4 separate regions of the Homo sapiens genome follow, and all the other regions are linked to region 3. The links are chromatin contacts, found by Hi-C or POLR2A ChIA-PET in ENCODE. All regions are on one chromosome and are shown on one strand. The core of a region is the stretch at or near the end of the contact, and the rest is flanking DNA. Distances in the headings are between cores, read along the strand shown.

Region 1 (2,700 bases), core at 58-2,557, 200 kb after region 3:
CATGTCAATTTGGTAAACATTTTGATATTACTGGGTTTGTTCAGCATGGTAGTGCACACGATGCTGTATTGACTTGGAATTCTCCTCAGGATGTTGAGCCCTTGACTCAGGAAATGTGGTGAGGTGGCTCTGTTTCAAGGGACTAAGCTGCTTTCCTGAGCCATTGCTTTGTGCAGTCCCAGTGCTGGGCACAGCAGCTTTAACTTTCTTCCTGATGACATTCAGAAGTACAGCTGCTGGCTTTTCTCATTAATTCTCACCAGTTAGAGATGAAAGAAAAAGGAGCAGAGGCTATTTCAGGACAATGTGGGTAAGGACGCCGTCCCCTGGATTTTTGGTTTGAGCGTGTCTCTGGCTCTTGTCCTCTTTTATTGTTAACAGGTATTTCCAAGCTCCTCCATTGAGTTTAACATCTTGGTTTTCACAGGCAGTTGGTGGGACCTGCCTTGTGTGTTTCACTGTGGAAGGGAAATCTAGTGGAACCCTCAGTGTTTCCAGCAGGAAACTTCTAGGCTTGCGGAGAACCCCTCTGGTGTCCCGCACGCCCACAAGTAATTAATATTCTCAATGAAGAACTCCTGCTTGGGGTCGCCTCCTTCCTCTGCCAGCCCATCTGGCTGCCCACGTGGGTTTCTCTGGGTGCTTCATTAGGTTCTGTTACCCACAGAGTAGGAGGAGACAGAGTCTCCCTGCTCTGTGTCCTTTGTTCAGGTGTGGGAGGAAGAAAGTCCACCGCTTATCACCAGTAGCAGAGCATAATTTGGAAAGTTGCTCTCATTCTATTTCTTTTTACAGTTCAGAATTTTGGGGGAAGCTTTGCACTCTGGGCTGTGAGCAAGGCCAGGGAGACAGTCTTTAGAGGAGTCTCCACATTATGCTTGACTGTTCCCCGACTTATCTACAAGATTACAGGACCTATTTCAATCAAGTTGTGGTGGAGAGGAGCAGATTTGTGTTGCGAAGACCAGTAATAGATGGTATCTGACACAAATGTTGATGTACAGAAAGCAAGCTTTGAGACCATTTTAACCAAGCCCCTTATTTTGAAGATGAATTTGAGGTTCAAGGAAAAGAAGGAACTTTCTCTGAACCTGTAGCTAGTTAATTTGGAATGGGACTCGGGGCTTCTAGCTCCCAGCCCTAGACTTAGCCTTCTTTTCCGCACTGCTGCTGAACTCAAAGTCTGACTTTACCCAGAGAAACCTGGCACTTGTTCCTCATGTGTGTGAAATGGCTCCCTGAGTGGGATGATTGAGAGTCACGTCCCTGGCTCGTCTGGGCTTAGGTTGATCTCAGCTTCCCTGGCAGCCAAAGGATCTCTGCTGCCTCCTGCTGCTAGCACCAAGTATTAAGGTTTTTTGTTTGTTTTTGAGACGGAATCTTGCTCTGTCACCAGGCTGGAGTGCAGTGGCGCGATCTCGGCTCACTGCAACCTCCGCCTCCTGAGTTCAAGCAATTCTTGTGCCTCAGACTCCTGAATAGCTGGGATTACAGGCATGCACCACCACACCCAGCTAATTTTTGTATTTTTAGTAGAGATGGGGTTTCACCATGTTGGCCAGGATGGTCTGGATCTCCTGACCTTGTGATCCGCCCATTTCGGCCTCCCAAAGTGCTGGGATTACAGGCGTGAGTCACCGCGCCCAGCCGTATTAAGGTTTTTAGGCAAGAAAGATGAACATACTGTGATTTGACAAGTAAAAGCAACAGAGGAAAGAATTAGTAAAGACTTAACTCTGTCAGATTTTGCAAGGGGAGATCTATCCATGGGGATGAAACATGATTCCTTTTGGTTTGTGTTTTTGTTTTTCCCATTGTCACAGTTATCCTGTATAAATAATTGTAGGAGTTCTCGTCAATGTTGGTTGATTCTGGGGTGCATTATTACTTAAAACTTCACTGGAAAGACAAATGTTATTTTTGAAAATAAAACCATTTAAAAATAGTAGTTCTGGCCAGGCATGGTGGCTCACGCCTGTAATCCTAGCACTTTGGGAGGCCGAAATGTGTAGATCACCTGAGGTCAGGAGTTTGAGACCAGCCTGGCCAACATGGCGAAAACCCCGTCTCTACTAAAATACAAAAAGTAGCTGGGCATGGTGACATGTGCCTGTAATCCCAGCTACTAGGGAGGCTGAGGCAGGAGAATTGCTTGAACCCAGTAGGTGGAGGTTGCAGTGAGCCAAGATCGTGCCACTGCACTCCAGCCTGGGTGATAGAGTGAGACTCCATCTCAAAAAAAGAAAAAAGTAGTTCAAAATTAAATTATGGAATCAAAGTTTTGTTGCTGGGATGTACCATACGGGTTATCAAGTATAGTCCTTTTATATTAGAAATGGAAACAACTGAGACCCAGATAATTTTTTTTTTTTTTTTTTTGAGACAGAACCTCACTCTGTTGCCCATACTGGAGTGTGGTGACACGATCTCAGCTCACTGCAACCACCGCTTTCTGGGTTCAAGTGATTCTCCTGCCTCAACCTCCTGAGTAGCAGCGATTACAGGCATGCACCACCATGCCTGGCTTATTTTTGTATTTTTAGTAGAGAGGGGGTTTCACCGTGTTGGCCAGGCTGGTCTTGAACTCCAGACCTCAGGTGATCCACCTGCCTTGACCTCCCAAAGTGCTGGGATTACAGGTGTGAGCCATCGTGCCAGCCAACCCAGAGAACTTTAATAAGTGACTTAGGAAGCTGGATG
Region 2 (2,700 bases), core at 200-2,699, 140 kb after region 3:
TTGGCCCACTACCATCTCTGTTTCCATAACGATACCAGGAGCAGTTGCTTACATTTGTGTGTTTACATGCACTTTCCCCTCCTCACTAGACTGTACACCCCTCAGTGCTGGGCATCTGTGTGCTTCTGGGTAGTTGTAGAATCAGTGGATGTCATTTTACATGCATTTGGACTCACTGGTTTAACTTTTCTGTCAGTCTTTCTCCATTTCAGTAGTAATATTTTCTGTCAGATCCCACAAGTGTTTTATAAAATATTAATAGTACTAGTGGCATAAGACATATGTAGTGCTGAAATGCAATTTTAGAACCAGAGGTTTGCTTTTTGCAAAGAATATATGGAATTAATGTGTAAAATGGGAAGGATAAAAGCAAGAAACAAGGAAATTAATGAGGAAAAGTTAGTCCAGGAAATAGATGATAAAAACCTGAACTCAGAACTCAGTGAGGTGATCAGGCAGCAATACCTTTAGAACACCAACTCCTTTCTTTTCTAAAATGTAGATTAGTTGGGAAGCAGGTCTGATTTACTTACATCCTTACTAACTTTGAGTTGGCTGTGTACTACGTTCTAGAAAACAGTATGGTCTTAGGAAATAAGTAAGTAGTATTTGGCTTGGAATTACAATTGTTTGCTATTAGGACTTGGGGAGTGATATAGTTTGGATCTATGTCCCTGCCCAAATCTAATGTTGAATTGTAATCCCGAATGTTGGAGGTGGTACCTGGTGGGAGGTGATTGGATCATGGGGGTAGATTTCCACTTTGATGCTGTTCTCATGGTAGTCAGTGAGTTCTCCTGAGATCTGGTTGTTCTAAAAGTGTGTAGCACCTCCCCCCTCACTCTCACTCCTGTTACTGCTCCCACACTGTGTTGCGCCTGCACCCCCTTTGCCTTCCACCATGATTGTAAGTTTCCTGAGGCCTTCCCGGAAGCTTAGCAGATGCCAGCATCATTCTTCCTGTATAGCCTGCAGGACTGTGAGCCAATTAAATCTCTTTTCTTTATAAATTACCCAGTCTCAGGTATTTCCTTATAGCAATGCACGAATGGACTCATTCAGGGAATAAGATACTCCTATTCCCAAAAGAGAACTGTTTCCCATTCTGGATTACCCAGCTTAAGTCCCCTGGCCATTTCAATTATTTAAAAAAAAAAAAATCAGATCTTTTTGAGGCCAAAGTCTGATAATTCTCCATGATCTACTCTAGTACAGTTTGAGGAACTTGGCAGTGTATTCACTTTCACTTGCTGTGTAACAAATTACTGCACCCTTAGCAGCTTAAAACAACACCTGTTTATTAACTCACAGTTTTGTAGGACAGAAATCAGGGCAGCACAGTGTGGCTGGATTCTTACTAGACTGAAACCAAGGTGTTGGCCAGATCTGCAGCTCTCATCTGAGCTTCAGAGTTCTTTTCCAGCTCACTGGTTGTTGGCAGAACTCATTTCCTTGAGTTCGTAGAACTGAGGTCTTTGTTATCTTACTATTCTTCTAGCTGTTGGCAGGGAGCACCGTCACTCCTAGAGGCCACTGGCAGTTCTTTGCTCTCTGTGGCCCTAGTTCACAAATGATGTCTGCTTTTTTTCCAGGCAGCTGGAGCCCGCCGCTCCGCTTCCACTTCTTTGACCAGCCAAAGAAAACCCTCTGCTTTTAGGGACTGGTGTGATTAGGTCAGGCCACCCAGTGTGATCTCCCTTTGGCATGTAGTGTAGATAATTGGATAACAGGTGTAATATCTCACACTCACAGATCTACCCATACTCAAGAGAAGCAGGAGATTTAACATGGATGAGGGTCATTGAGGGTCATTGCACATTTAGGTTTGATTTACACAAAGTTTTTGAACTTAACCTTTCATTAAAGAGGAATACATGAAATTATCTGAAGTTCGAAACATTATCTGGTCCCAAGTATTTTGAATGAGGGATACTCAACCTATATTGACCGATTCTACTATTAATTAGAAATTGGGTATTTCTCAAGCTGACAGTAATTACCAAGAGAGGAAGAAGGAGGGAGGGAGGAAGGGAGAGAGAAAAGTTATAGATATAGGGTGGACATAGGGAGGAAAGAAAATGAAATTTGACTTTATGTGAATGTCCCTCAAATACTAACTGAAGAAATTCATCTGGAGCTCCTTTTCTTTATGTTTGATTAAAAATTAACTGAACTGTATTTCTTAAATTGTGTCAGTTGCCATCTAAGCTGATAGCAAAGGAGAGGACATTTTTCCTACTAAATGTAGAGTTTATTTTTTCTTTTCTCTGCTGAAAAGAAATACGCAGTAGCAGCTGAGAGGAAATCGGAACTCTCATCTGGTTGCCATGGCAATTTAGAGCAGATGAGACTTGTAGTTTCCTCGGTTGTTGAGTTTTTCCTCCCTTTTCTGACAGAGCAAGTGTACATGCAGAATATAGTATGAAGTACATAGCATGATGATAATTTTAGTATTATAGTATGATATTGAAAGAAAAATATTTTTAAGTTTTTTTAAACCACATTTTAAATTTAGAGTAATGATTAGAATTTTCTTTGTAGTGTAAAAATAAATATAGTTCTTTGTGAAAAATATAAGTAGCTAGTGGAATTTTGCTTTCTAAATTAATTTCATTCCCATCACTGAAGTGCTGTGTTTTTCTTTTTTCTCTCCTCCCCTCTTTTTCTCTTTTGCTTTGCTTTGCTCTTTTGTTTTCCTTT
Region 3 (2,700 bases), core at 27-2,526:
TCCACCAAACAACAACAACAACAACAACAACAACAACAACAACAACAAACTGGGCTGGATGGCACGCTCCTGTAATCCCAGCTACTTGGGAGGCTGAGATGGGAGGATTGCTTGAGCCCAGGAGGTCAAGGCTGCAGTGAGCCATGATTGCACCACTGCATTCCAGCCTGGGTGACAGAGGGAGACTGTTTCAAAAAAAAACACAAAAAAACAAAACCATTACCTGGAAGAATTCTAACAGCACTATTATTCTCATTTTACAGATGAGGAACTGAGGCACAGAAATGTTCAGCAGCAGGCCCATTGTTTAGAGCTGATAGGTTGTAGAGCTGAGATTTAAAACTACCAAGTCGAAGCTTACAACTGTGCTATCTTACTTTTTTCAATTAAGAGTCATCCTTATGGAACTTTGGAGTTGGGAGTTCCTTAGCAATTACTTAATCTAACCCTTTCATTTTACTGATGAGAAAATTGAACCTTAGATAATAAGGGATTTATGACTTAGTCTCAGAGATAGGCAGGTAAACAACTAGCAGTGACACAAGGTGGAATAGAATGTTAACCAATAGAGGTACTGGCATTTACTGTGTGAAATTAAGGGAGGGATCATGTAATTCTGATGACTAGCCAAGAGCTTTTTTTTTTTTCTTTTGAGATAGAGTCTCGCTCTGTCACCCAGGCTGGAGTGCACTGGTGCAATCTTGGCTCATGCAACCTCCATCTCCTGGGTTCAAGCAATTCTCCTGCCTCAGCCTCCCGAGTAGCTGGGATTACAGGCGTGCGCCACCACAGCCAGCTAATTTTTGTATTTTTAGTAAGAGACTGGGTTTCACTATGTTGGCCAGGCTGGTCTCGATACCCTGACCTCAAGTAATCTGCCCACCTTGGCCTCCCAAAGTGCTGGGATTACTGGCGTGAGCCACCACACCCAGCCCCTAGTTGTATTAGCTATTTATTACCACATAACAAGTTACTGTGAAGCATAGTGGTTTAATGCAACATTTATCATCTTAGTTTCTGTGGGTTAAGAATTTGGAAGCAGTTGAGTGGGGTGGTTCTGGCTCAGGGTTGCAGTCATTTTGAAGGCTTGGCTGAGGCTGGAGGATCTGCTTCCAGGCTGTTGGCAGGAGGCCTTGCCTGTTGCTCTGTGGACCTCTTCTTGAATGTTCTCACAACATGTCAGCTGGCTTCATCAAGAGGGAGCAAGGAGGAAGCTGCGGTTACATTTTTATAACACACCCTTAGAAGACCTCACACTGCCACTTCTGCCACGTTTGTTAGAAGGGAGTTACTGGGTACAGCCCACACTCAAGGGAGAGTTCAGGTTCTGCCCTTTGAAGAGATGCAAATTAAGTAATTTGTGAACATATTTTTGAAACCACCACACTAGCTAAGCATATTGAGGAGGAGAAACAGTGGTGAAGAGTTAAAAGACGGGGATTCTAGACCCAGCTCTGCTGCTTGCTCCATAGGGAGGGAATGATTCATCCTTCCTGAATCTCTTATTTTCTCTAGGAAAATAGGATCATCAAACTGCACAGCCTGCTTTACAGTGGATTATAAGGGTGTCTTAGTCTGTTTACTGTTGCAGTAACTGAATTTCTGAGACTGGGGATCATCAAACTGCACAGCCTGCTTTACAGTGGATTATAAGGGTGTCTTAGTCTGTTTACTGTTGCAGTAACTGAATTTCTGAGACTGGGTTATTTATTTCTTCTTCTTCTTCTTCTTCTTTTTTTTTTTTTTTGAGATGGAGTCTTGTTCTTGTCTCCCAGGCTGGAGTGCAATGGCACAATCTTGGCTCACTGCAGCCTCCGCCCCCCGGGTTCAAGCGATTTTGCTGCCTCAGCCTCCCGAGTAGCTGGGATTATAGGTGCCGGCCACCACACCCAGCTAATTTTTTGTATTTTTAGTGGAGATGGGGTTTCACCATTTTGGCAAGGCTGGTCTTAAACTCCTGACCTCAGGTGATCCTCCTGCCTCGGCCACCCAAAGTGCTGGGATTACAGGTGTGAGCTACTGCGCCCGGCCGGTGATTTATTATTATTATTATTATTTTTGAGACGGAGTGTAACTCTGTCACCTAGGGTGGTCTCAAACTCCTGACCTCAGGTGATTCGCCCTCCTCAGCCTCCCAGAGTGCTGGGATTACAGGGGTGAGCCTGTTGCCCATCCTTAACCAGGGGTGGGCCTGGTTAAGACTGGGTAATTTATAAAGAAAAGGAATTTATTTCTTTCAGTTCTGCATGCTGGGAAGGCCAAGGTCAAGGGGTGCATCTAATGAGGACCTTCTTGCTGGTGGGGACTCTGCAGAGTCCCAAGGTGGCCTAGAGTATCACATGGTTAGGGGGCTGAGTGTGCTAGCTCAGGTCTCTTCCTCTTATAAAGCCACCAGTCGCACTCCCAGGATAATCCGTTAAAATTCGTTAACTCATTAATCCATGAATAGGTTCCATTCATGAGGGCAGAACCGTCATGACACAGTCACCTCTTAAAGACCTGCCTCATAATACCCACATTGGGGATTAAGTTTTAACGTGAGTTTCAGATGGGATAAACATTCAAATCATATCACAGGGTGGTAGCAAATAGATAAAGCGCGTAAGATAGGCTCTGTAAACTTTAATGTAGTATAGGGTTGGCTGGCAGACGTGGCTTCTTACCCTAATCCTGCTGTGTAATGGCTTAATAGCCATGTAA
Region 4 (2,700 bases), core at 172-2,671, 230 kb before region 3:
GAAGAGACTGTGGAGTTTGATGTTGTTGAAGGAGAAGAGGGTGCGGAGGCAGCAAATGTTACAGATCCTGGTGGTGTTCGAGTTCAAGGCGGTAAATATGCAGCAGATCGTAACCATTATAGACGCTATCCACGTCATAGGGGTCCTCCACGCAATTACCAGCAAAATTACCAGAACAGTGAGAGTGGGGAAAAGACCGAGGGATCGGAGAATGCTCCCGAAGGCCAGGCCCAACAATGCCGGCCCTACCGCAGGCAAAGGTTCCCACCTTACTACATGCGGAGACCCTATGGGTGTCGACCACAGTATTCCAGCCCTCCTGTGCAGGGAGAAGTGATGGAGGGTGCTGACAACCAGGGTGCAGGAGAACAAGGTAGACCAGTGAGGCAGAATATGTATCGGGGATATAGACCACGATTCCGCAGGGGCCCTCCTTGCCAAAGACAGCCTAGAGAGTACGGCAATGAAGAAGATAAAATCAAGGAGATGAGACCCAGGGTCAGCAGCCACCTCAACGTCGGTACCGCAGCAACTTCAATTACCAACGCAGATGCCCAGAAAACCCTAAATCACAAGATGGCAAAGAGACAAAATCAGCCAATCCACCAGCTGAGAATTCGTCTGCTCCCGAGGCTGAGCAGGGCGGGGCTGAGTAAATGCCGGCTTACCATCTCTACCATCATCCGGTTTAGTCATCCAACAAGAAGAAATATGAAATTCCAGCAATAAGAAATGAACAAAAGATTGGAGCTGAAGACCTTAAGTGCTTGCTTTTTGCCCGTTGACCAGATAAATAGAACTATCTGCATTATCTATGCAGCATGGGGTTTTTATTATTTTTACCTAAATATGTCTCTTTTTGGTAATAACAAACGTGTTTTTTTTAAAAAGCCTTGTTTTTCTCAATACGCCTTTAAAGGTTTTTAAATTGTTTCATATCTGGTCAAGATGAGATTTTTAAGCACTTTATTTTTAATTTGTAATAAAAGTTTACAACTTGATTTTTTCAAAAAAGTCAACAAACTGCAAGCACCTGTTAATAAAGGTCTTAAATAATAATAATAAAAAGAACTCTCCACTGGGCACCCTCAAAATTGCACAAGTTCCTTCTGTTATTAGTTCATGCTGAGTTGTGATGCCAGCACTTCAAGCCTTGTTAATCATTGGATCAACAAGTACCGAGCTAGGTGCTAGAGAGAGATGGAAAAAGGCACCTGGGCCCAGCCCTAAGCCTGGATCGCGGACAGTGACGTTGGTCCACACCTCACCTGCCCTCTCTGCCCTGCTACATGCCCCAGGCTTGCCCTGAACCGTGAGCTCTAGAAATTCCAGGTCCGGGTCGCAGCCACAGGGCAGTCAGGCGTGTCACGTGACCGCGCCGGGTAGAGGGAGACAGAGTCGCACGGCTGAGACGCCAGGCAGTCGCCTAGCAACAGCGGGACGCGGAGCGATGGAGACCAGCAGCAGGGAGCTCCAAGCCGCGGAGTATTTGGAAAAGCATCAGATCAAGGAGGTGGTTAGCTACCTCACCAGCGCCCTCCTTTTCTTTCGGCCGGGTAAGGGCCCCCATGCCCCGGTACAGCCATACCTCCATGTGGGGTTCGCTTCCCACACGAAACCCCCCTCTTACACATTCGCTTTCCACTGCCTCCCAGCCACGTGAGCCCTTCTGCTGTTGATTAACTCTGCGGCCTTCAATAAAAGTCCCTCAGGCTGCAGTACAATGGCGTGATCTCATTTCACTACAACCTCCACCTCCTGGTGGCGATTCTCAGGGGCGATTCTCCTGCCTCAGCCTCCTGAGTGGCTGAGATTACAGGCGCCCGCCACCATGCATGGCTAATTTTTGTATTTTTAGTAGCGACAGGGTTTCGTCATGTTGGTCAGGCTGGTCTCGAACTCCTGACCTCAGGTGATCTGCACGCCTCGGCGCCTCAAAGTGCTGGGATTGTAGGCGTGAGCCACCGCGCACGGCCAAAGTTTTTAATCTGGCAACTAAACAATTGATAGGGTAGGATAGAAGATGTTCTAGAGGGGATCGCTTTTCCTGACTTTTTTTACACATCTGAACCCCCTACAAAATTTGAATCGTTTTGTAATTTGGGAGTGGTGTGTCATTTAAAAGTTATATTTAGGTGAAAATGGTTTTATGTCCTCCCCAGGGTGCAGAATTGTAATTTGCCGACCTCCATATGGAGCGTCCGAAATGCCAAAATTGTCCATTTGCTTCTGTGTAAGGAAGTGGAAATACCAAACATTCCAATTTTGCCAAAAAACACCCAACCAATATCATGTATAGGAGACAGAGTTCTTGCTAGTTGTTTTAAAGTATTAAAACAAATATTAGAAAGAAAAAAAAAGGCCGGGCACGAGATGGCGCCACTGCAGCCTGGGCGACAAAGCGAGATCCTATCTCAAAAATAAAAATAAAAATAAAAAATAGGCCAGGAGCAGTGGCTCAGGCCTGTAATCCCAGTACTTTGGGAGGCCGAAGCGGGTGGATCACTTGAGTTCAGGAGTTTGAGACCAGCCTGGCCAACATGGTGAAACCTCGTGTCTGCTACAAATACAAAAAATTAGCCGGGTGTGGTAGCGCATGCCTGTAATCCCAGCTATTCGTGAAGCTCCTTGGGGGCGGTGACTCACGCCTATAATACCAACGCTCTGGGAGGCTGTGGTGGGCAGATCACTTGACTTCAG

What was found. A loop is a pair of places that touch in the nucleus more often than their neighbours do. ChIA-PET counts read pairs that join two places held with the same protein, here RNA polymerase II (POLR2A). Pooled maps may share reads with other maps.
Region 1: a loop to region 3 is called in a map of sciatic nerve, with 2.5 times the contacts of the local background. The contact joins two enhancer-like sites. A Hi-C loop is called at or near these places in 4 of 168 maps with a recorded cell type or tissue (aorta, esophagus squamous epithelium, heart left ventricle and 1 more) and 2 of 50 pooled maps. POLR2A ChIA-PET finds 5 or more read pairs at or near these places in 6 of 52 experiments (AG04449, CD4-positive, alpha-beta memory T cell, Panc1 and 3 more).
Region 2: a loop to region 3 is called in a pooled map, with 3 times the contacts of the local background. The contact joins two enhancer-like sites. A Hi-C loop is called at or near these places in 7 of 50 pooled maps. POLR2A ChIA-PET finds 5 or more read pairs at or near these places in 5 of 52 experiments (WTC11, activated CD4-positive, alpha-beta T cell, activated T-cell and 2 more).
Region 4: a pooled map shows a loop between it and region 3 (4-fold over the local background). The contact joins the promoter of EFCAB10 here to the enhancer-like site in region 3. A Hi-C loop is called at or near these places in 1 of 168 maps with a recorded cell type or tissue (endothelial cell of umbilical vein), 7 of 37 single-sample maps with no recorded cell type and 8 of 50 pooled maps. POLR2A ChIA-PET finds 5 or more read pairs at or near these places in 5 of 52 experiments (OCI-LY7, activated CD8-positive, alpha-beta memory T cell, activated T-cell and 2 more).

The regions. Positions count from the first base shown.
Region 1 is chr7:105,151,703-105,154,402 of GRCh38, reverse strand. All of the region lies in intron 7 of SRPK2 (SRSF protein kinase 2), which reads left to right. Among named protein-coding and RNA genes, the nearest start is that of KMT2E, 140 kb to the right of the region's middle. Within about 2 kb of position 1,307, at least 2 of the 41 ENCODE cell types and tissues checked have a DNase peak (open chromatin) inside an H3K27ac peak, as active enhancers do.
Region 2 is chr7:105,209,705-105,212,404 of GRCh38, reverse strand. All of the region lies in intron 2 of SRPK2 (SRSF protein kinase 2), which reads left to right. Among named protein-coding and RNA genes, the nearest start is that of SRPK2, 180 kb to the left of the region's middle. Within about 2 kb of position 1,449, at least 10 of the 41 ENCODE cell types and tissues checked have a DNase peak (open chromatin) inside an H3K27ac peak, as active enhancers do.
Region 3 is chr7:105,350,852-105,353,551 of GRCh38, reverse strand. The region is part of intron 2 of SRPK2 (SRSF protein kinase 2); the gene reads left to right. Among named protein-coding and RNA genes, the nearest start is that of SRPK2, 37 kb to the left of the region's middle. RefSeq lists an enhancer at 1,119-1,198. Within about 2 kb of position 1,276, at least 27 of the 41 ENCODE cell types and tissues checked have a DNase peak (open chromatin) inside an H3K27ac peak, as active enhancers do; they include endothelial cell of umbilical vein, where a contact is called at or near this core.
Region 4 is chr7:105,580,214-105,582,913 of GRCh38, reverse strand. It overlaps EFCAB10 (EF-hand calcium binding domain 10), which reads left to right and starts at 1,421. Exons shown (of 5, transcript NM_001355526.2): 1 at 1,421-1,556. The coding sequence starts at 1,451. It also overlaps the pseudogene YBX1P2. RefSeq lists enhancers at 1,006-1,516, 1,517-2,029.